3 separate regions of the Mus musculus genome follow, and regions 1 and 2 are each linked to region 3. The links are chromatin loops, found by intact Hi-C in ENCODE. Cell type or tissue: left cerebral cortex. All regions are shown on one strand.

Evidence for each region. Hi-C counts contacts between places; a loop is a spot of excess contacts. Peaks named below come from ENCODE experiments on the same cell type or tissue, not always from the same donor. Only the 100,000 strongest peaks of a DNase experiment are listed, where the experiment ranks them.
Region 1: it touches region 3 in a loop (8-fold over the local background); 4 of 42 quality-filtered maps call a loop at or near these places.
Region 2: a loop joins it to region 3, with 3.0 times the contacts of the local background. A loop is called at or near these places in 3 of 42 quality-filtered maps.

What each region holds. Positions count from the first base shown.
Region 1 is chr5:52,467,511-52,475,510 of GRCm38, forward strand. Ccdc149 (coiled-coil domain containing 149) reads right to left here and starts at 4,068. Exons shown (of 13, transcript NM_001379231.1): 1 at 3,841-4,068. The coding sequence starts at 3,888. In left cerebral cortex, no CTCF peak of the experiment used is centred here; DNase peaks (open chromatin) are centred at 3,586, 4,014, 4,316, 4,638 and 2 more places; H3K4me3 peaks cover 1,891 bases; H3K27ac peaks cover 2,152 bases.
Region 2 is chr5:52,258,984-52,266,983 of GRCm38, forward strand. No RefSeq gene overlaps it. Among named protein-coding and RNA genes, the nearest start is that of C130083M11Rik, 47 kb to the left of the region's middle. In left cerebral cortex, no CTCF peak of the experiment used is centred here; a DNase peak (open chromatin) is centred at 4,364.
Region 3 is chr5:52,385,653-52,393,652 of GRCm38, forward strand. It overlaps Ccdc149 (coiled-coil domain containing 149), which reads right to left. Exons shown (of 13, transcript NM_001379231.1): 10 at 7,019-7,095; 11 at 5,437-5,469. Among named protein-coding and RNA genes, the nearest start is that of Sod3, 26 kb to the left of the region's middle. In left cerebral cortex, no CTCF peak of the experiment used is centred here; DNase peaks (open chromatin) are centred at 2,666, 2,965, 4,617, 4,947 and 3 more places; H3K27ac peaks cover 4,290 bases.

The DNA.
Region 1 (8,000 bases), 82 kb after region 3:
GGGGAGAAAGCCAGCGAGGGAACTGAACTTGCTGCTCTGTTTCACCACATCTTCCCTGACCTGATGGACTGAACCATCTGAATGCATACACCAGAATAAACCCTTCCTCCGTAAGTTATCTTTGTGGAGTTAATTGGCCACAGAGACAGAAAAGTAATTAATACAAGTCACGGATTATGTGTGTGGCTGTTTTTGTGGTTTCTCTAAGGTTGATCGATCACCACGTGTGCCAACGAGAGGCCATTTGCACCTCCCCGGGCATTGAATGTTCAGCTTTGAGCATGACTCTTTCACACTCAGAGCATTTACAGCAGGGCTGTCACCACTGGTTACCCTAAAAATGGAGAAATGGCCTGATCTCTGTAGGCTCTTTTAAACGAAAACCATGTCTGAACCAGTAGAGGAAACCAACTGAAAGACAGCCAGGGCTCCAGGCAGGAAGGGAAATGGTGTAGAGACCCAGGTGGGACTGAAATCCAGACTTTCTGCAGAAAGAGGTGGTATTCCTTTGCAAAGCTCATTTGGCTCTGGTCCAAGTTGCTTCCTCTATGTGCCCAAATCTCTTGGTAATGCTGCCAGCCATGGTTCATTGCATTCAACTTGGACAGATACCAGTCCACACACAGAGAGCCCCACCAGCTAGAAAAGTGGATAGGTACTTTCCTGGGCAGCTGGAATTTCAAGGAAGGCAGACTAGGGGCCGAATCTCTCAGCACACACATCTCATCGCTTTCCAACAGCAGGTGGATTTGTTCCCCATGGCTGATGTGGCAAATGAACACCAAGTAGGACTTAAAAGAATAAAAACGTATTCCCCTGGTCAGGGAAAGCAGATGCCCAGAGTCGGTGTGCCAGTGGGCACTCCTTGACCTGTGCGGCACTACTCTAATCTCTGGTAGTGTTCATAAGCTTTTTCTCTGTGTGTCTGTCTTCCTATAGCCTTCTCCCCATGTATCTTAGTCAGGGTTTCTATTCCTGCACAAGCATCATGACCAAGAAGCAAGTCGGGGAGGAAAGGGTTTATTCGGCTTACACTTCCATGCTGCTTGTTTATCACCAAAGGAAGTCAGGATTGGAACTCAAGCAGATCAGGAAGCAGGAGCTGATGCAGAGGCCATGGAGGGATGTTCTTTACTGGCTTGCTTTCCCTGGTTTTCTCAGCCTGCTCTCTTATAGAACCAAGACTACCAGTCCAGAGATGGTCCCACTCACAAGGGGCCTTCCCCCCTTGATCACTAGTTGAGAAAATGCCTTACAGTTGGATCTTGTGGAGGCATTTCCTCAACTGAAGCTCCTTTCTCTGTGATAACTGCAGCTGTGTCAAGTTGACACAAAACTAGCCAGTACACCGTGTTTTGGCTTCTCGAGCCTCTCTCTCTCCTTTCTGTAAAAAAGACTCTAGACATTAGATTAAGGGCCCGCCCTAAATGTAAGATGATCTCATTGCAAGATCCTCAACTTCACAATGTCAACAAAGACCCCCACTTCCAAAGAAAACATAGGAATAGTTACTAGGAGCTAAACCTCAGTCATATCTGTGGGTGTTTGGTAAGGAAAATTCCATTCACTATAAATAAATTGAAGACCCAAAAATCTGCCCTTTCATAAGCATCCAGAATGACTCCGATCTTCAGGCCTTGTTTTGAGGAAGCTGATCCATTTGCTTCAGATCCAAAGATGGATTAAATATGGCCCCTGCCTTGGAAGGCTTACCAATTGATGAGAGATGTTGACAAGCCATATGAAGCACTGCCTCATACTGCCAAGCAAGGTCCTAGGACCAGGCAGACCAGGGTTCAAGTCCTGTTTCCTCCACTTAACAGCAGTGAGGCTTAGAGCATGCTCCTTGGCCTGCCTGAGCCCTGATTCCCATCCTGTTTGAGAGGTGATTCCTATATAAATTGTTGTTGAATGAGGTTCAACTGCTAAGGAAAATATGGCTTTCCATACAAAAACTGACATGAAGGGCACAGACAAGAGACAGACATTAGTACCTAAGGCAGAAAGCAAATTCTGCTCATGCTCACACTCTTTAATATACATCTATGAAACAACGAATTCCATTATTTTGTAGCATGTAGCCCATGATAGCTAGGAATGTATGCAAAATTATGAACCTGAGGCATGAAAATTTTATACATCTTTATAGCACAATTGCATGGTTCTTGTATGTTATAACATCAACAAGACTTTGGGATGGGTGAGACAACTTTTAAAAGACCCATTTCAGGATCCATGGGCTTACTTAGCCAACTTTTATCGATTACCTTCTGTAGATGGAGCTCAAATTATAGGCTTTGGAGAGCCAATTAAAAACCAGTCTAGCTAGAATCTCACTACCATGCAACGTGGTCAGTCCAAATAAACACCTGGCACTGGGCGGCACCCTGAAGGGACACCTGGTACAATTTAGCTTTGATTATAGTCCCTTTCTCAAGATGTTTTTCATTGTTTATTGAGTGGCTTTCTTCCCAGACTATACTAGTAAACATCATGTGTTTTCTGAAGGCAGGAGGTGCTGAAGTGTCTCCTGAGTTGGGGACCACTGCATTCTAAGAGCAGAAGAGTGTAAGTAACTTCTTGTTTATTGTTTATTGTTTATTTGTTTATTTGTTTGGAGGGAGAGCTTTGAACCCGCTATGCAGCAGAGGATGGCTTTGGTTGGACTCCTGATCCTCCTGCCTCTACCTCTACCAAGAGCTGGGACCACAGGCGTGCATCCCCATGGCCAGGTAGTGTGCTTGATTTGGAATGACCATTCTCAACACAGATCTACCTGAACAAGAATACCGTACCTTCTAAGTCAGCACCCACTCCTGGACTTCCATGGAGAACCCACCCCCACCTTCATCATCTTTTACTGCTATAGATGATTCTGGATGGGCCCAGAGATGAGATTCCCAGTGGATATATTCCTTGACACAAAGCCTGATAGAGAAGATAACCTGACAGAGAAGATAGAGCTGGGCCGTGGGCCGAGACATAACCCCTTCCAGTGCTAGACCAATGTTTGAAGGAACTAAACTAAGTGGCTCTAAGTGGTGGAGTTCATTGCTCTACACACACTGGGTGTTAAGTGGCTAGATAATGGAGGAGCCGTCCATACAGGTGAGGGAGGTGAATTGGTAGCTTGCTAGGGGAAGGAAGACATCAGGATCCCTCTCACCTGGAGAAGCTAGCTGCCTGACCCGAGCCAACCAACTGGGTGGATCAGAGAGAAGGCAGCCTAAGAGTCTGAAAGCTTCCTTCTGGCCCATTCACAGGGGAGGGCGTGGAGTTGTCTATATCCACAGGTCACATCACCTCTGTACCTGTCTCATTTTCCTTTGAGAAATGAATGGTTTCACTACCTCACAGCACATAGTAGGTGCGGGAAACAGGAGCTCAGAGAGTGGAGTAAGTGAACGCATGAACCAACCATTGCAAGGATGCCAAACTCTTTCACTTAAACCGCTGCTCCAAGTCATTGCACCTGCCCAGTTGTTACCCAAGGGCCCGGATGGTCCCTCAGGCGTCACCTTTTCAGCATCGGGAATCATCCAATCGCTTGCCTCCATAACAGTGGTGACTAGGCAGGCAGGTGGGGCTTGGCTCTTTCCCCTCCCGGATCCCAGGGCTTCTCAGTCTCTCCAATCCTAGGCCAAACGCTGGCGAGCGAAAGGCCCCTCCCCAAAGCCTGGCACCAGATGGTGCGGGCGACCGCGGCTCCCCCGCAGGCCCGAACGTGAGGGGTGGACCGTGCACCTGCAGGTCCTGCCGCGGCCACCTGCTACCCGGGCTCACAGGGCTTGGGGACCTGCTGCAGCGGCTCAGGAGGCCGATCCGGAGCCCCGGCCTCACCTCGCTCACCAGCCCCTGCCAGTCGCTCTCGGTCCGATCGCCGTCCATGTCCCCTCCTGCGTGCGCGGGCGGGCTGCACAACCGCCTCCCTTCTCCTCCTCCTGCTCCTGTCGCCGCCGCCGCCGCCGCCACCCCGGCCCCGCGCAGCCCGGAGAGGGCCAGGAACCTCCGAGCCTCCGCGCCGCCGCCTCCCGCGGCTGCCCGCGCCGCTGCCTCCACGTCAGCCTCCGCGGAGGAAGGGGAGGAGGAGCCGGGCCCCAACCACTGCCCTACAGTGGCTCGGGGCCGGTGCCAGCCGCGGCACCCCGGGGACCCCAGGCCACCAGCTGTGTCTCCTAGGGAAGGAAGGGACTCTGCATGTGAACCATCACATAACCCCAGACTCCAGCATTCCCAGGCCTGTGGTGAGGGAGGGAGGCTGGCGAACAGGTGGGTGTCATCCCCAGGTCGAGAAGCCAAACTCCTCCATCCAGCCATCCCCTGCCAGGTCAGGCCTCTACCATTGAAACTGAAGCTCCACCAAGGAAGGGCCCTTCTTTCCCCTGAGTACACATTGGAGCAACCTTGGCACGCAGTAGATGCTCTACATCTTTTGGTCGAGCGTATGAATGAAGCTCACCATACTGTACATACATTATACTGATTTTTAAAGCGACCAACATTTCTTTTTAAGTATCTGATGTCGTACTAGAACGCAAGTACAAAGTTTGAAAATAAAACTCTAAATTCTGAATAGGGCCAAAAAGCTTGGTGGTGGGATTTAGCATGAGTTAAGAGAGGAGCCAGCTGAAGATTGTGCTATTCAGGGCTCTGTGTAGAAGAGGAGGTGGAAAGGCTGCAAAGAGATGTCAGAGATGGTGGGTGACTTCGAGGAAACAGTTTGCAAGCACAACAGGGCTCATATGGACTCTCAAAACACACACAAGCCCAAGTCAGACACAAAAATGAGAAGAGACATGGCCGCAAAGTCTCACCCCTAACCAAGAAGCGACTTGCAACTGATAGCTTCTGGGAGAGGGAAAATCCGTTTTCTTAACAGAGTGATATTTCAAACACACGGCAAGGCAGGCCCCGTGTTCAGTCCTAGTCAGCCAACACAATAGAACGTCACGGATTTTTTTAAATGCTTTTGTTTGTTTTGGTTTTTATGAGAGAGAAAAAATAAGAAGTTGGGGGTGAAGAGAAGGGGCCTAGGAGGTCTTGAAGAAGAGGAAAGAATATAAGAATATTTAAAATATATTGTATAAAATTTTCAAAAAAAAAAACTTTCTAAAGATAATTCCATGAAACTTTCATGGGAAAGGAAGACTAGAGACCTCCAGAGGGAACCTCAGATGAATGCTATGTGATCCCCGCCCCCACATAGTTGCCAACAGAAAGCTTTCCATACTTGGGGAAACTCAGCTTGTATAAAGGAGTAGGTGGCCTGAGAAGTTGGTAAGTCCATTTGGCAGCTGTAGAAACCTCACGGCCACCATGGATTTACATTGTCAGTTCCTGCTGAGAGCGGGTCAGTTCTGTGACATGGAAGCTGGGTGCTGAAAAGTGGAGAAGCGGCCTTGGCCCCAGCATGCTACATGATGAGAATGGGAAAGGCCGAGCTCTGTTCTTCCCTTCTCTTCTGTGTTTCCAAAATCTTTCCATTATCTCTCATCCTGGGCTCTTCATCATTTGATCTGCTTTGCCCAAGCAACGTTTACAAATGTATTATAATAATCAAGTCATTAAGCGTCTTTGGGGGCAGGGCTTAATTTTGCATAGTACTCATGGGGACCTGTGAGCACCTCCATGAAAGCAGTCCCGGAATGGCTTAATGGATGTCACTGGACTCCCTAGACAGACGGACACCAACCACGCACCACATGTGTGAGGTCCCATCTGACATGGTGCACGAGTAAGTCCAGCTGCCAGCTATCACTACCCAATTTGATGCCCCACAGACTCAGCCAATAAATAAGCAGTGGCTGAGGCTCTGTGTTTGGGGCTAGTTTGCTGTATTCCGGCAGTAACTGGTATCCACGGTAGTAACACTGTTGATAAAGAACTCTCTTCTCTGCCCTTAAAGGAGCATCCAGGCCTGACACCATAGCCTGGTGGCTTCTTATGGTGGTTTGAATAGGAATGCTCCCCACAGACTCATTGGTTTGAATGCTTAGTCACCAAGGAATGACAATATTAGGGGGTGTGGCCTTGTTGGAGGGGGTGTGTCGCAGCTCCTTCTCCTGCACCACAGTCTGCCTGCACACCGCCATGATTCACCGCCATAATGGAACTGAACTAAACCTCTGAGCTGTAAGCCAGCCCCAATCGAATGTTTTTACAAGCATTGCCGTGGCCGTAGTGTCTCTTCACAGCAATGGAAACCCTAACTAAGACAGACCTCATCCACAAAAGCTTCTAGAATAGACTGACTGACTGGGAACGGACTATGGAGAAGAAGCCAGCCTACCTGTGGGGTTTGGGAGGGGGCTTTGTGCCTCCTGAACTCATCCTAGAAAAGGGGACGAACACTGCAGCCCACAATCCCAGTCCTGCTGATGTTCAAACTAATGCCCTAAAGAATTGGGGGAGGGGCTGGAAGGACAAACTAGTAAGCTACTAAATCTTCTGGCCTTCTTGCCATTCAAGTCCACCGAGGTCATTGTCTTTGCAATCCAAGAAGCTGGAAAGAGGTCATCCTGCAATAGAACCTCTAGGGTTAATTAACTCAATGCCAAGCGTTTACTCCTAACAGCCTGTCTCTTACCTAAAAAGCAAGGTACTGTCTGCCCATATACTGCCCTCTGGCAAACCATCTGCTTCCATTCTGACCTGTCGATGAAATAGACGGTAGGGAGAGTGGGCAGATCTGGGCCATCTGCCTTGCTCTCTGCTGGCCTTCAGGTGGGAAAGCCTCTTCTGGAGACCTGGGTTAGCTGACTCTTTAAGCTCAGCTGCCGCCGTTGCTGCATGCATGAAGCCATCGCTGATATTTTAGGCAGCAAGCTGGGGAAATCAATGAAGTGCTAAGAGTGGAGGAGGCTTCATTTGGAAGCCGTGGACCTTTAAGACAACTCTCTGTGATTTGCTTTCTTTTCCCAGAAAATAACAGACAACGATCAAAGTAGTTCAAAGGGGAAAAAATAAAAATAAAATGTGCAGGGAATCCAAGTGCATCAGGCCTCTACCCTACCCGCTCCCCAGCAGGCTGAGGGACCTTCCAGGGAAGTTGACACAGCATCCTGAGCTGCTGGGGTTTACTGGAGATTTCATGTGCCGGCTCTGCCGGGAAGATGTGATAGAATCACGGAGCAAGTCAGTGGAGCTGCAAGCCATTCTTTTTTATCTCTTTCCATTTATGTAGCCTGACATTGAGTAATAATAATAATTAGATCCAGTTTAAGCTTTTAGGCACCTATACCAGAAGGCCTCTAGACACCTCATCAACGGCAGCCCTGGCTGGTGTAAACAAAGCTAATTATATTGTGGTTAACCATTTTCAAAGAAAAATAAAATAAAATAAAACTGCTTACCAACTGCCTTCACCTCAGACAAAAGCAATCTATTAAATGTCCTACCCGGTGCCCATGTACACACGGCCAGTTTAAGGACAGTGACCCTCTTTCTGTTCAACTTGCCATCCTGGCACAAAATACAGAAAAGCCTGCTTTAGCTTCTGTTTTTATATCCCTTTTGCTTTTTTTTTTTTTTTTTTTTTTTTTTTTTTCGAGACAGGGTTTCTCTGTATAGCTCTGGCTGTCCTGGAACTCACTTTGTAGACCAGGCTAGCCTCGAACTCAGAAATTCTCCTGCCTCTGCCTCCTGAGTGTTAGGATTAAAGGCATGCGCCACCACGCCCGGTTCCCCTTTGCTTTCTTTTTAAAAAAAAAAAAATCATCTCTGGTGACCCAGTCTCTTCATATGTACTCATAGTCCCAAAACCAATTTAACTGTTTTATTTCTCCACACCTGAAGTGACTGGATTACCTGGATGCCTTTGAGTGACGCTTCTCACTTTTCAAAGTCTAAGAGGGCTTTAGATAGGAAACTCCAGAGTAGTTCAACCTAAGAAATTAAACCAATACATACTAACGAAAATAAAACTAAACCAAAAAAGTTTCTGTGAGATTGGGGAGGAAAAAAAAGAAGAAGAAGAAGAAGAAGAAGAAGAAGAAGAAGAA
Region 2 (8,000 bases), 130 kb before region 3:
CATCAGTTGCGAGTCAAGGCAGCGCGGGCATATTTTAATAAGTGCCAGCATTTCCCACTGTTAGTCTTGCCCGTTCCTCTGAGGAATTGCTTGTGGTGCCAGAGGAAATGTTGGAAATCTCAACATATAAAACAATCAATGTCATGAACAGAGAGAGACGGTGGCAAGGGGGTAAAAGGGAGGGAGGAGGGAGTGGGAGGAAGGAGAAGAAGGTGGGGGGAAAAAGATGAAAGAGGGCAGAAGAAGAAAAGATGGAGGAACAGGGTTTGGGAAACCTTATAAAAGAGCGACCAATTATTAAATGCTCTTTGTGAGTAAGGAGCTTTTAAAAGGGGTCCTTATAAGAACCTGTGTGGCAGAGGTTAAATTATTAAGTTTTTAAATTATATGTGTGTGTGTGTGTGTGTGTGTGTGTGTGTGTGCATGTGTGTGCATGTGTGTGCGATGCTTATGGAGGTCAGAGGACAGTTTGTGGAACTCAATTCTCTTCTCCCACCATGTGGCTCCCAAAAGTTGAACTCAGGTCATCAAGCTTGGCAGTAAGCACCTCTTCATGCTGGAGTCGTTGTTCGGTTACTTTAGGCAAACATGTAAACGAAAAGGGCGAAACATCTGTCTCCAGGCAAGCAGGAGCGGCTCCAGTGTTTGAACCCATGTCTGCCCAGTGGCCTGAAGCCTTGTTTAGCCCAGCGCTGCCCTCTGCCTAAACCCAACTAGAGGAGAGGGAGGAAGGTACTTACTGTAAACCGTGTTCTTACAAGTTTGTTTTCCTCTGCTGGGCTGGCAACTCAACCCTTAATATGTTTGTCTCCCTAGAGCCTAGGTCTTGAAAGGCAGGACATGGTGAATGTTTGGAGATATAGAAGAACATTGAATGAGATCTACAGCTAGCAAACTCCAAGACTCAGATCTCCCCTTCTGATCTCCTTGGCACATGTGGTCTCCTAGGCTGACAAAACATGGGTTCACCTAATTTAATTCATCATGCTACTCAATTCTACCAATTGAGAAATAAGTTTAAAGCCCTATTTGAAATATGAAGGTATTCCTGGGGTGGGGGACAGCTTGTGTTCTTATCCCTCTAACCTTGTATTGTGGGGCTGCTCTCACTATGTCCACAAAACAAATGTGGTCTCCAGCTCTTGCTCACGGGCCTTGATCAAGTTGATTTTGGGCTTATAGACCTAGTTTCTTCCTCTATAAAATGAATAGTTTGTTAAAGACAAGATAAGGATGACAGGACAATTATATATAAGGCCAAGCACAGCATGGAGAAAACATGATATAGATAGGGGTAAGGGGTAGGGATGGAATGGTAGTTTTATAGCCACGGTGCTAGTTCTGACAGCCTAGGCTAGACTCAGCTATATGTCCCATATAGCCTGTTAGAGAGCTGAGTAAAGTTGAAAGTCTGAGAGAGATGAAAGAGTCACTGAGTCAGTGCACACACTGGGAAGACCAGAGAGAGGGTCCAATGACCCACACTAGTATTGTTAGGGTGCTGTTAGCTGTAGGACTACACAGGGAGATTCGTGACAAAAGGCAAGGAGTCCTGGTTGGGTTCACCATTGTCTCAGTTCTTATTCTGCAAAGTGGTCTGAAGAAGTCCTCACTACTTAGGGGGACAAGCTGTTCTTGGAAGATGGTAACTTCTATTCCCCAGTCTTGCCATCATGGGTGATCACCCTCATCTCAGGGTGATCTGCCCTTCCAGGCTCTGTTGATCTTGGACCATAAGTTAACTCTAGATTTAGCGCAACTGGGACTTTTTGGAGGTTGGCAGGAGTTGTGGGAGTGAGTGTGTGTGTGTGTGTGTGTGTGTGTGTGTGTGTGTGCAATTGGACATGGTAAAAAACTAGAAGTAGATGTCTCAATTGCTCTTGTTTATGTCCTTTCAGCCTTGGAGGGGACAGGACAGGGACTAGTTTTTAGGTAGAACCCCCTTGAGGCAAGCATGGGACCCATGTAAAACAGACAGAGGTAAAATGCAGGGGGAGACGCCGGGCTTATCCTGAGTTTATTTATCTTGTGATCCCAAGTGATGGGTTGGTTGGTACTTCTTAGCAAAATCACTTTTCAAGTGCCCGAGACAGAAGGAGGAGCTGGAGCCATCAGCCACCACAGCAGGTAAGAACATGGTGAGGCCACGGTTCCACTTATTTTCAAAAGGTGCAGGGAAACTGAATTTTCATGTAAATTCTTCTTCTTTTTATAAAGTTTCAGGACTTTGCTCTGGGTTCTCTGAGCTAATTAAAAAAGAGACTTATCTATTCTATGTGTATGTATGTGTATATGTATGAGTGTATGTATGTGTATATGTATGAGTGTATATATGTGTATGTATGGCCATATGTATGTGTATGTGTGAGCGTATGTGTGTATATATGACTGTGTGTATGTGTGTGTGTGTGTGTGTGTGTGTGTGTGTATGACCATGTGTATGTGTGTGTATGAGCATGTGTATGTGTGTAGTGTCCTCAGAATCCAGAAGAGGTCATCAGATCCTGTTAATCCCACTGGGTGAGAATAAGACCACTAGTACAATTTTTGAGCTGATTTTGAAGCAAGCTTTATTCAGTACTGGCCAGGATGATGGGCACTGGCCAGGTCTATGTTGTGAATTACATTAGGTTACATGAGATTACATTAGAGAATGTTGGGAATTACATTAAACCCCACACACCAACGTACTTCCTGCTTTTGTCCAGCTGGGGGCAAGCATACCTTCTGACGTACTTCTTGCCTGCACACCTCTCACACATGTGTGATCAAGCATGTTCTGTGCAGTTGGAGCAACCAGCCTTGTTCATAGAAGTGACAACACGTGGCTTGTTATCTTACCTGAGCAGCCTTCAGCATTCTAGGGCATTAGCAAGAGTTCTGGGCAAGTGAAGCAAAGACTATAGGCATTTTTGTTTTGTAGATCTCTTACGTGCAGCTATTTAAACCTAAAACATAACTTTAGTCCTGATAGCCCACCACCACAGCTGGTTGTGAGCTGCCATGGGGGTGCTGGGAACTGAACCCAGATTCTCTCCAAGAGCAGCCCATGCTCTAACCACTGAGCCCTCTTTCCAGGCCCAAGTTTCTCAATTCTTTTTTTTTAAAGATAAAATATTTTATTTTTTATTAAATATTTTCTTTATTTACATTTCAAATATTATCCCCTTTCCTGATTTCCCCTCTGAAAACCCCTATTCCCTCCATCCTTTCCCTGCTCACCAACCCACCCACTCCGCTTCCTGGTCCTGGCATTCCCCTACACTGGGGCATAGAACCTTCACAAGACCAAAGGCCTCTCCTCCCATTGATGCCCTCTTCAGCTACGTATGTGTATGGAGCCATGGGTCCCTCCATGTGTACTCTTTGGTTGTTGGTTTCGTCCCTGGGAGCTCTGCGGGTACTGGTTGGTTCATATTTTTGTTCTTCCTATGGGGCTGCAAACTCCTTCAGCTCCTTGGGTCCTTTCTCTAGTTCCTCCATTGGGGACCCTGTGCTCAGTCCAATGGTTGGCTGAGAGCATCCATCTCTGTATTTGTCAGGCACTGGCAGAGCCTCTCAGGAGACAGCTATATCAGGCTCCTGTCAGCAAGCACTTGTTGACATCCACAATATTGTCTGGGTTTGGTGACTGTATATGGGATGGGTCTCCAGGTGGGGCAGTCTCTGGATAGCCTTTCCTTCAGTCTCTGCCCCACACTTTGTCTTTGTAACTCCTCTCATGGGTATTTTGTTCCCCCTTCTAAGGAGGACCAAAGTATCCACACATTGGTCTTCCTTCTTAAGCATTATGTGATCTGTGAATTGTATCTTGAGCATTCCAAGCTTCCGGGCTAATATCCACTTATCAGTAAGTGAATACCATGTGTGTTATTGAGTTACCTCACTCAGGATGATATTTTCTAGTTCCATCCATTTGCCTAAGAATTTCATAAATTAGTTTTTAATAGCTGAGTAGTACTCCACTGTATAAATGTACCACATTTTCTGTATCCATTCCTCTGATGAAGGACATCTGGGTTCTTTCCATCTTCGGGCTATTATAAATAAGGCAGCTATGAACATAGTGGAGCATGTGTCCTTATTACATGTAGGAGCATCTTCTGAGAATATGCCCAGGAGCAGTATTGCTGGGTCCCAAGTTTCTCAATTCTAAAGTTTTCTTCCCTTCAGAAACACAAAATGAACCAAACCTAACACATTCGTGTGGGAATATAGCCACTGTCCCCCAGAGCACAGTCTCTGCCTTAGCCACAGCTACTTACAGACATCGTTCCCACCTCTGAGAGCGTGCGGCCCTGGAGGCAGATCATCCCTTCCATCCAGATGGCTTTGCTCTTCATGCTATTTCTGGTACGGTTTAAGCAGAGTGGACGAGGGTTTGAGTGTATCCGTGTTTATAAACACCCCAGAAAATTCCATATGCTGTGCTCGAAGCGAAGCTGGCTTAATTTGAGAAGACTAAATGCACGCAGGCAATTGCAGGCTTGTCTGTTTTGCAGATCAGTGCAATTCATCAGTGGCAGGACAGGAGGGGAGTTCTGGGAAGCGCAGCTGCTGTGACCAGTAAGCCTGGTGCTGGCAGCACACGCTGCCCCCCCACCCCCCACCCCCCCACCCCTCCCATACAGATGGCTGCTTCACTTTGCACGAGCACAAGTGTGTGTGCTCGAGAGCGCGCACACACACACACACACACACACACACACACACACACACACACACACGCGCGCGCACGCACACGCACGCACAAGTTCACACAGGCACCTCCATCTCCACTCCTGGTTCAGTTTGCTGCTGTTATAAGAGCTATATCCAAATAATGATGGTGTCCTTTATACAAGCAATGTGACAAATGCTTAGTTTACTTCTGTAGGCTGCTTTAAACCTACTTAATTATTTTTAGGTATTGTTTGTTGTTTGTTTGTTTGTTTGTTTGTTTGAGATGGGGTTTCAGGCTGACTTGGCACTTGATAAGTAGACCAGGTTGACCTGGTCATTCACAGTGATTTGCTTGCCTCCATCTGTCTGTTGAGGGCTGGGATTAAAAATGTGAGCCCCAACCCCTGACTTTCTTCAGGCAACTTATCTGACTGGCAGCTCTGATGGGGCAGAAGTCCTCAGATGCATAGCATCTCTGTTATTAACATGTACAAGAGTTTGGACAGTTTCCCTGCTGAAGCCTCAGGTCCTTCTCTGGGAAACAATGGATAGGAACTTGGATGCCCTAATAATATTCAGGAATATTTGGTTCCCACAAGGCAAGCAAAGGGACTCATTCTCGTTCTCTAGTTGAACGTTCTGCATCAAGTCATGGACTCGCTGCACTGGACTGGTGTTTGGGTGTGTCAGCTACTTTGGATGCCTATGGCAGGTGGAAAGGACACTCAGGGTAGCTTGTCATATGATCCTCAAATGGGCTGTGTTAGTTACTTGTCTCATGGCTGTGATCAAATGTCTGACACAGAGCACCTTATGGATGGAAAGGTTTATTTGGCTTACAGTCTCAGTGGATACAGTCCATCATGGCCAGAAAGGCACAGCAGCAGCTGTAGGATGCAGACGATTGCATTGCATCTACATCTGAGAAGCAGAGAAACAGATTGTGCTCAGCTCTTGCTTTCTCCATTTTTGTCTTGTTTTGTTTTTGCAAACCAGGACACTTGCCCTTGGAATGGTGCCAACCCACATTTAAGTGGATCTTCTTACTTCAATTAACCTAACCTAGAAACTCCCTCATAGACACCCCCAGAGGTTTGTTTTACTGGTGACTCTTGTTCCAACCAACTGAGCTGAGCCATTCATAGCAAGGTAGCCAGAAATTGATCTCATGAGCTAGGAAGAGAATACCCTAACATTGATTTAGACCTGCTGACTGCTACCTCACATCCTCCACCAGAGCCCACGGAAGGTGCTGCCTTCATAGAGACAGAAGAAGAAAATAAAATGAAATTTTGAATGGGGGTAAAAGGAATCGAAGAAGCACACACAAATAGCAAAATAGCAAGAAATTTTATTCTAACGCAAAAGTATAGGTCAGACACACAGCAAGGAGGCAGTGGGCTACTTGAGTTAGTGCTACTCTTTGGAGAGTCCTTTGTGTTGCACCCAGTAGGAGTCAGAGTCAGTTACTAGATGCTGGACAGGGACAGTTTTCTGTTTTGATTGACAGGGTTGAGTCGACAAGCTTTTCTTCCTTGTGCACGTCCTTTCTCAGGATGTATCTGGTTCCAGTCACATGCAATTCACTCTGATGACAGTTTGTCTCATTGGGCTTGCACTAAGACACAGGTGAGCCTGGATGGGCCCCCTTCCTCTAGTCCTCAGATATATTCCGAGACCTATTTGAGTGAACACAGGAAGTCACTAAAGGATGGTTAGGGAGGACCTAACTTACTGTAGTCATTTGGAGTGGGGTGTACATGCATCTCCATGCTGGTGCATGTTCAATTTCCAGGCTGTTAAATGCATTGTTAAATAGGGTGTGTGTAGTTTAAGCCAAGTGCTATCCTGGGTTACTACTGTTTTCCATATCCTCACCTGCCTTCATTTCTTTACTTTGTGTCAGATCATTTCTCCCTATTGAAACAGGATAGCTGCCACAGCTCCAGGGATTTTATCTTTACACGCCAATGTCTCATCCAAGTGTTTAGATGTAAAAATAAGTTTCTAATCACACCTTCTCAAAAGGCTTCATAAGTGGCCACATTGGCCCCAAATTCAATGCCCATGCCCAAGGCAATTGTGAACAAGTAAATGTAATTACATTGGTGGATTTGAGCTTAACAATCCAAGTTCTCCCTAGACCAAGAAAAGGCTCTGCCCTCCTTCTGAGATGTCAGAAACCCCACACTAGAGCCAAGTCACAATTCTGAGTTCATGAAAGGACAGGTGATTTGGCTGTTAGTGTTTTGGAACCACCTCCTCACTTCTGCAGGGGGGATGGTGAGGGGAGAGGCAGAGGAAGAGTCAGGGCATAAGGAGGAAGGGCAAGAAAAGAGGGGAAGGAACCGAGGCTTTGGAATCAGACTTGGGTTTCGCTCCCAGATCTGTTGATGATCAGTTGTGTGTTCTCGACTTGTTCTTGAGCCCGTCAAGGCTTGGCCATCTTCATGCGGAAAGTGGATAAAGCTTGGGGTTTCGAGGAGTTTCAATAAGAAAATCCTGGAAGGAGCTAGTCACAGAGTCCAGGAAATATTGTTCAACTAAGGGTAGGGGAAGAGGAATATAAGGGCCCTGCAGTTATAAAATGCCTTTTTAAGTGTTCGCCCCTGGGTCTGTCAGCACACCAGTGAGGTCAGCAAAGCAAACACATTATTTAGAAACAGGATCTCATCGTATGTAGTATACTATGTAGTCTTACTATGTAGACTCACTTGGCCCCAGCCTTACAAAGATCCGCCTGCTTTTGCCTCCCGAGTCTTGTGATTAAAAGCACATGTCACTCTCAGTCCATCTTTTTATTTTAAATTGTGTGTGTGTGTGTGCGTGTGTGCGCTCGTGTACACACACATCTGAGTGTCAGCTCAACTCTAGGTGTCCTTCCTCAAATGTCATTCATCTTGTTGGGGGAGGGTCTCTTCATGGGCTCTCTAACTAGGTTAGTTTGGCTCCCCAGGAGCTGGGTTATCTACTTCTCCTGTGATGGAATTATAAGGATGCCTCACCATGGCCAGCTTTTTAAATGCTCCTGGAGATACAACTTAGAGTCTCAGGCTTGCAAGGCAAGCATTTTACTGACTGAACTATCTATACAGACATTTCTTTTATTTTATTTTTTATAGTGCCAGAGATAGAACACAGGGCCTCATGCACACTGCACGGCTAACTAAGCACTAGAGTACTTTGCATGTACTTTGCACCACTGAGTTGTAACCCGAGGCACGTGGGGCATCATTGTCATCTTCTTTTGTGGATGTTAAGAGTATGGACTAGTGACTTTAAAGCAGAATGTAGGGGTTTTTTTTTTTTAAGATTTACTAATTTTTATTTAACTGTAT
Region 3 (8,000 bases):
TTATGAGACTATGCCAGGGCCTGGCAAACACAGAAGTGGATGCTCACAGTCAGCTATTGGATGGATCACAGGGCCCCCAATGGAGGAGCTAGAGAAAGTACCCAAGGAGCTGAAGGGATCTGCAATCCTATAGGTGGAACAACAATATGTATTAACCAATACCACCTCCCCCCCCCCCCCCGGAGCTCGTGTCTCTAGCTGCATATGAATCAGAAGATGGCCTAGTCGGCCATCAGTGGAAAGAGAGGCCCATTGGTCGTGCAAACTTTATATGCCTTAGTACAGGGGAATGCCAGGGCCAAGAAGTGGGAGTAGGTGGGTGGGAGAGTGGGTGGGGGAGCATGTGGGGGACTTTTGGGATAGCATTGGAAATGTAAAAGAAATAAATACCCAATTAAAAAAAAGAAATGAAACTAAGACACTCCCATACAATGAGCTAGCTATTTGGTTGGGAAATCCCTTCAGCTGTGGTCAGTACGAGTAATGTAGTCAGCAGGTCAGTAGTGTGAGGATGGAGCAGGGCTATATCCATGCACATTCCCCTTGACTCATTTCACCACCTCAGGAGCAGCTGCCCACGGGTGCCTCCAATAAAGGGCAGGTTGTCTGGCTGAGAGGAACTGAGCATCTGGGTGGGCCAGCAGCAGCAGTAGCAGCAGCAGTAGCAGCAGCAGGGAGCTGGGGAGGGACATTAGCTGTGGTCTGGACAGAGTCATCTGCTAACTGGATGACAGCAAGAGTGTCAATTTCCCTCTCTAAGCCTCAGCTTTCTCATTATGGGTGGTTGTGAAGACAAAATGAACTGGCCAGGAGAAGATCTTGAGGTTTAAGCAATCATTCCGAAAATATCACCCCTCCCCCCTCCGCTGACATCATCGGCAAGGACTCCCACACACCTGATACTGTCCTGATTGCATCTGGTCATGTCAACTAGGCATCTCTGTCACAAGGCAGGTAGGAATCAAGTCCTCTACCTTATCCCAGCTGTATTCCCACTAGGAACATACACTCAGCATAACCTTGCTGCCTGTTGGTGTGAACGCCCCAAGGAGGGTGGAGAAGGTTGTGAGGGAACCAGAGAGCAGGGGGAAATGCACTGTTCTTCTTTTACGGAGGGCAGAGCAGGCCACACAGATGGGCAGCAGGGAAGAACAGCTTTGAAGATGGGAATGACAAACAGACACATTGGCACCAAATGCATGGACAAACAGCAATGCCACCTACAAGGTCAGGAGAGCCCATAGGCATGGTATATTGCCAACTGTTGGCTTGGAAGGCTATAGGATTTTCTGGGTGGAAACCAATGGGCCCAAAATAAGAGCTCCAGCTTGGGCTCCAGTCTGGCTTAGAGTAAAATTTTTCCAGGAGCTCTATGATTTTGTTTTCCCATTCATCAGAGCCCAGAAGGCCACTAGGGTAAAAAAAGATGTCTACACCTCCTTTGGAAAATCAGAAACCAAGTCCATTTCCTCCCTGTGTTCCTTGGTTCCTCCTGCTTTTTAGAAACTTAAGTTAGAGAGTTCTCCACACAGTAGGCACTTACTAAATGCCTGATAATGTCTATGTCGCTGACTGAAGTATCTAATGGGTCCTAGCATCTGGCATGCTTGGTGCTTGCTGCTGTCTTGGGCAAATGGCAACAGCCTTTGGGTTCTGAGGAGAAGATACTTGGAGCTGACCCTGAAGTTCTGACAGGCACTTCCACTATCTTTGATGGAATAAATCTAGAAACTTCAGAGCTACCATCTGGAAAGGTTTCCCAAAGCGCACTATAGATTTACGGTTCAGGGTGACATGGGAAGTCCCCAGAATGGCATTCACTCTTAGAGCACAAAGACACCATCTAGAAATGCCTTCATGGGTTCTTGGTGACTGACTGTAGGGACCATAACAGGCAACAGGTGCCTCATGGCAGATTCTCCATCACAGCAACGCAGTATGTCCACAAGTCAAGGTCAGGACGGTACTTCATGGCCATCTGACTATGACAGCTTGCCAGCCTCCTAGGGAGGCTCCATCCTCTCTGTACCAAAAGAGTGTTCAACCCTCTTCTGCCCTGGCGGCCAAAGAATCAGAAGCAGAGACAGGAGTGGGAACTGGCAGGGGTCAGGATAGCCTGGGGGCTCCTCTCGTGGGAATTCTTTAGGGTAGAATGTCTGCTTGACCCCACAAATCCCAGGATATCTTCCATCCTAGGAAGCCAGTTTGTGAGTGACTCCTCACAAGCACGGGACACTTCAGCGAAAACTTGAGCAGAGGGCATGTAGGGAAGACAAACAAACCAGCCTCTGTCTACGGCAGCCACAGTGGGATGAGAAGACAAGCCCCCCCCCCCAGACTTGTGCCTGGAGATGGCACCCCCACATCAGCACCATGCCTGGATCTGGTCACTCTTGCCATGTTGGAAAAACCCAAAGCCTTTCTTAGGAGGCTCTCGGTTCCACTCTCTCTCCGAAGGTGTGGAGGCAGCTGTGGCCACTGAACTGTGCTCTCATTGGATAACCCGGCCGTGTAAGCTCTCATCTGCTTTTCCCACTTAAAGGAAAGGGTACTGGGGCTTCTCACTGAGCTGGGGTTTGAGTGGCTGCGAGCTCTGCTGACTCCATATGGCACCAAAGCTCTCGTCCCTGCCTCTAAAAATGAACCAAGTACTTTCAACCCCCACATTTTCCTCCTCAGCCTGATGCCTGGAGAGAAAGAGAGAATGAAAATGGAAATCCCAAAAAGCCAGACTATCGCCTCTAGCCAGATTGTTCCCTGGCTTTTGGTATTTCTGTGGATTGTTTCTGTGCCCTCCACCCAGTGTGTGTGTGTGTGTGTGTGTGTGTGTGTGTGTGTGTGTGTGTGTGTGTTGGGGCATGGGGAGAATGTGTCAAAGAGAGAGGAGAAGGACGGGGGAGTGGGAGGGGGAGGGAATGTGTCCTAGCCCATACATGGGAGTTAGAAGACAATCTTAGATGTTGGTCCTTGCCTCCCACCTTGTTTTGAGACTGGGTGGCTTTGGCCACAGATGCACTGTGATTTCAGAATTATGCTAACATGCTAGCTTTGTATGGATTCTGGAGCTGCACACTCAAGTCTCATGCTTATGCAGCAATGTTTACCCAAGAGCCGTCTCCCAGGTCCCAGTGCTGTTGAATGTGAACATACCTGGGACAACACTCCTCACAGCTACCGATCTCGATTTGAGAATATCTGAGGGAAGGATCCCAGGAGGTGGGAGCAAAGGGATCGACCCTGGCTAGGGAGCACGGCCCGCAACTCCTAACATCTGTCTTCCTTATAGAAGACCCCCTAGCTTTGTCACTAGGAAGGCAAACCAGCTTGGAATAGTCTCAGCTATCTAGACGACTTCTTGCTCCAGCCTGTACCATTTGTCAAAAATGTTTACTCAAGAGCAAGATCACCAAGTGACCCCCAAGTCTAGCAAACACCATCAAGAACTCTGTGAAGAGGCTGGGGAATGTAACGTATTGGTAGCGGGCTTGTCTAGCAAGCCTGTGTCCCTGGGTTCAGTTCACAGCACTGATGGACAGGGAGTGATAGATAGTGGATGCCTATGAGGTTAACACTTCTGAGGTCGGTGGATGAGGATCAGAAGTTCAAGCCTATCCATAGCTACCGTAGCAAGTTCAAAGCTAGACTGGGATCCATGAGGCTCTCTCATAAAACAAAACAAAACAAAACTTGATGGTGTTGGTCAGAAGTGAGGGGGGGGGGGCAGGAAGCAGAGACACAAGAAGCCTTCTGCCCTGCAGACTCTTAGACAGCCCACTACAGTGTGGAAGAGGTTTTTCCACCCTCAGGACCCCTCCTCTCTGGTCTGGCATCCAGTCTCCACGTATATCATTTGCCTGTGTATCTTGGCTCAGAACTTCAGTCATCCGGCACCCATAGAAGATAGCTTGTGAAACTTAAAATGTATGACCTTATGCGTCATCTAACTCCCTCCCTGTTTCCTGTGCTAAAATAAGCATATCAGATTAGATTAGGGAAAATGAAAGTGTTCTTCCACATCAGCTCTGACTAGAAGCTGGCCAATATGGAAGACTGATGCCGCATCAGCCGGGGACAATGCTGTGATAGATTATTGTGGTGGTTTGCATATGCTTGACCCAGGAAGCGGCACTATTTGGAGGTGTGGCCTTGTTGGGGTAGGTGTGGTCTTGTTAGAAAAAAATGTGTCCCTGTGAGTGTGGGCTTTAAGACCCTCATCCTAGCTGCCTGAAAGCAGTCTTCTCCTGCTTGCCTTCGGAACAAGATGTTGGGCTCTCAGTTCCTCCTGTGCCGTGCTTGCCTGGATGTTGTCATGTTCCCACCTTGATGATAATGGACTGAACCTCCAAACCTGTAAGCCAGCCCGAATTAAATGTCCTTGTTAAGATTTGCCTCGGTCATGGTATCTGTTCACAGCAGTAAAGCCCTAACTAAAACAATTAGCAATGTCTGTCATGGGTGTGAGAATGATTGTACCTAATGCACACCAAGTATTTGTCACCCTGAATCTTCTTGCTTTTAACTGCTCTTCACAGAGGGGCATCAGATGACTCTTCACATCATCTCACTAGTCTTTCTCTCTTGAGCACTCAGCCAACACTAAGCGTGGAATCCTTTCTGTTTTCCTCATCACTGCCTGATGGAGATTCATTTTGCTTCCGTGGATAGACTAGAGATTTGAGGGGAACAGGGGCCAGGTTGCCTGGCATGGCACTGTATTCACAGAGCTGAAGCTCAATCTGGATGCCAGCCCATGGATGGACCAGTCCATGGATGGGTTGACTTTCTGGAGAGGACACTTCCCTTTGAGATGCTTGTAAATAAGACAGTTCTCCCAAACTCCTGGGACTCAGAAACTTCGACTGTGATTCAGCTGCTGCTTGGGGAGTCGATGAGAACGAAGAGACGGGGGAGGCAGAGGAGGTGTGGGGAGGAGAGAACACGTTGCTTTTCGCTCTGCCCTCCAGTATGGAGACACACAAAAGCAGGAGTCAGGCAGCCAAAATGTGATTCACACAGGAAGAAATACCCCACTCCCTGTCCTTACTCTCCAGGACTGCAGACTCCCTAACACAAGGCTATCTCCACACATCCTTCATGTGTGCTCCAAAGTGAGGCTGTATCCAAGGGGGGAAAGTACCTCTCCCTCCCCCTCCCTCTTCCTTTTCTGTGCCCCCTTTATATCTGTGTGGTAGCCAGAGACTGGAACCCCTATGCCTACAGCCTAAAACCTGCTGAGGCTGGTCCTTCAAGCTAACTGTACTCACTAATGGTTGCTTTGCACTAATTGAATCCCCTATTTCAATAAGTTATTCTACCTAGAATATTCACTAAAAGGTGGATAACAAATTTCTACCTTCTACCATTTATACACATGGAGGACAGCATGCAACCCCATATTAGCTACAAGAAACCCTGAATATTTCAAAATGAACATACTCCCGAATCCGACTGAAACATTGTAGCTCAGGCCTTCGGCAGCAAAAGGAAGGGGAAAAGACTCATTATTGTAGAACAGCCATTGAAATCCCACCTGAACAAACAAACACCAGACACAGGAAATTCCCAGCATTGATTCACGCATTCAACATCCATCTTTTTACATAAACCACACAAACGAAACAGTAAGAAAATTCACCAAGTCATTTTTGAGAGGGGAGAAAAAAAATCAAAGCTTTGGTACATGTACAAAAACAGCAATTTGACTGCACAAATAAATGACAAATTTGTCTGTCTGTGTTGAAATTCAATGCAGTAAAAGAAAGGCCTTTACAGAAGATGCAGTTTGAACATCATCAAAAGCGCCTGGTGCAAAGTGGACCATTCAAACCCCCAGGACGGCACTCGCCACTAATTAGTTCTGTGAGGTCTTTTGACATCCAGTTCAAGAAATCGCTGCAAAAAATTCCAATTTATGAAACACACTTGCAGGCAACCTAAGGCAGCTATTCAGATTTCCACTGAGGAAAACGTCATGTTGTCCACCTCCTCTCCTGTGGCAATTTTCATTTCTCATCCCTCGTACAGGAACGCAGCCCACGGGAGCCGCGCGGAGAGGAGACCGCTTTGCGCTGAAAGGGTAAGACACTAAAAATACCCGGACAATGTTCCTTCCAGGGAACCAGGAGGCGGCAGAAAATGATAAATATAAGTTTCCAAACAGCGTAAAGAGGAAAGTGAAGAACTGACGGGGTCTCCTGAGAGGGGTATTTTACTGGGATAAGCGGGATAAGTATAGCTCATTAGAGAGAAGCACTACGGCTCCTCACACATTGGACAAATGTGGGGAGAAAAATCTCCTCAAGAAATTTTTGTTTTCAAGCTCCATAAAACTGTTGGGAGGGGCTAGGCAGGGGAAGGTCGTTGTGAAGTGCATCTGGATTGGAGGAACGGTTGGCTCTTCATTTTTAGTACTGGTGATTAAACTGAACAAATCTTTGTGCGGTTTTACATTCCACTTTAGGACTGATGATTAAATTGCACAAATCTTTGTAAGATCTTATATTCGTTTTTAGGGTCGGTGATTAAATTGAACAAATCTTTGTATATTCTCCCATTCGTTTTAGGAGGGAAGGTTACATGGAACAAATCTTTATAAGATGACTACTGATAAGAAATGAAACAACTCACGGGCATTCCAAAGGTTAACACACAGAGACACAAAGACACACACACACACACACACACACACACACATACACACACACACACACACACACACACACACACACACACACACACACACACTAACAGTTTGAGACATTAGGCTACCTGAACTTCAGTGCCCCACTGATGAGAATTTGAAAATACATGGTATATTTCTGACTTTGTTCCTTTCTTGGTCTTGCCATGGGATAGGTTTCTCACTTGGAAACACTTATGAGCTGTTTCTCAGCAGCCTCCAATTCAAAGGGCCTCAAACAGGCAGAATTTTCTTGGCAAGTTATACAAGAAAGTTCTTTTAAAAGGTGAACAAAATCCTAAACTAGACGAAAGCCACTGCTCAGAAGTTTCTGCTTACCTGGAAGACTCCACAAGCCAGAAACTTCCAGAGTTCTTAGTTTCTTCTCCAGCTCTGCCACTCGATTCCCTAGGATCCTAGAAAAGGTACGAAAATAATAAGAGGAGATGACGTCACTTGTCAGTGCTTGCACCAAGGTGGTGGGTAATAGGAAAGTCAATAGACTTAGGATCTAAAAAGGGCACGCAGGTACACATGTGCACACAACACACACTTCATGGGAAGTCCATGTGGAAATAGAAAGTACCACAAAGCACGCACGCACACATTATTCAGTTGCGTTCTGTTCTGCAAGGCAATTCCCTGGAGGTTAAACAATTTTTCCACCACTGCCCAAAACATCATAAGGAATTTCCATTCGAGAACTGCTCACTGCTAAAGATGCCAATTGATTCTGAATGCCCTTAGGAGCATCAGATCGTCTTTGAGAGCATGTTTGATTTTTGGAACCAATAGGTAAGATATAGATAGACACACTTGGAAATGTTTCTTCTGAGGCAATGAAATAATAAGATCAGCGTTCACAGCCCCACACTAGGTCTTACTGATGTGCATGCCCTGGATATCAAGAACAATGCCTGGCACAGTGTAGGTGACCGATAAGTATGTGTACTTAAACATGTGCTTTTTCTTTCTTCATAATCTGTAATCATCTATGGAAAAGGTAAAGAATAAGAATTTCACAAGCGTTTTCTTCCCCCCCTAACATAACTAATTATTTGGGAATTTTGTACAGTGCACGTCATCACACATGCTTTTCATTTTCTCCCAGTGGGACTGTGTCATAGTTCTGCAGGTAAAGGCATTTGATGGCAAGCTCAGCAACCCAAGTTCGATTCTCAGCACCCACGTGGTGGAAGGAGAGAACTGACTCTGGCAAGACTTCCTCTGACCTTTATACAGCATTCTGACTCGCTGAGATATCTAAGTTCTGAAACACACACTGGAAAAGATCAGACTGTGTGCGTGGAAGGCAGGCTTT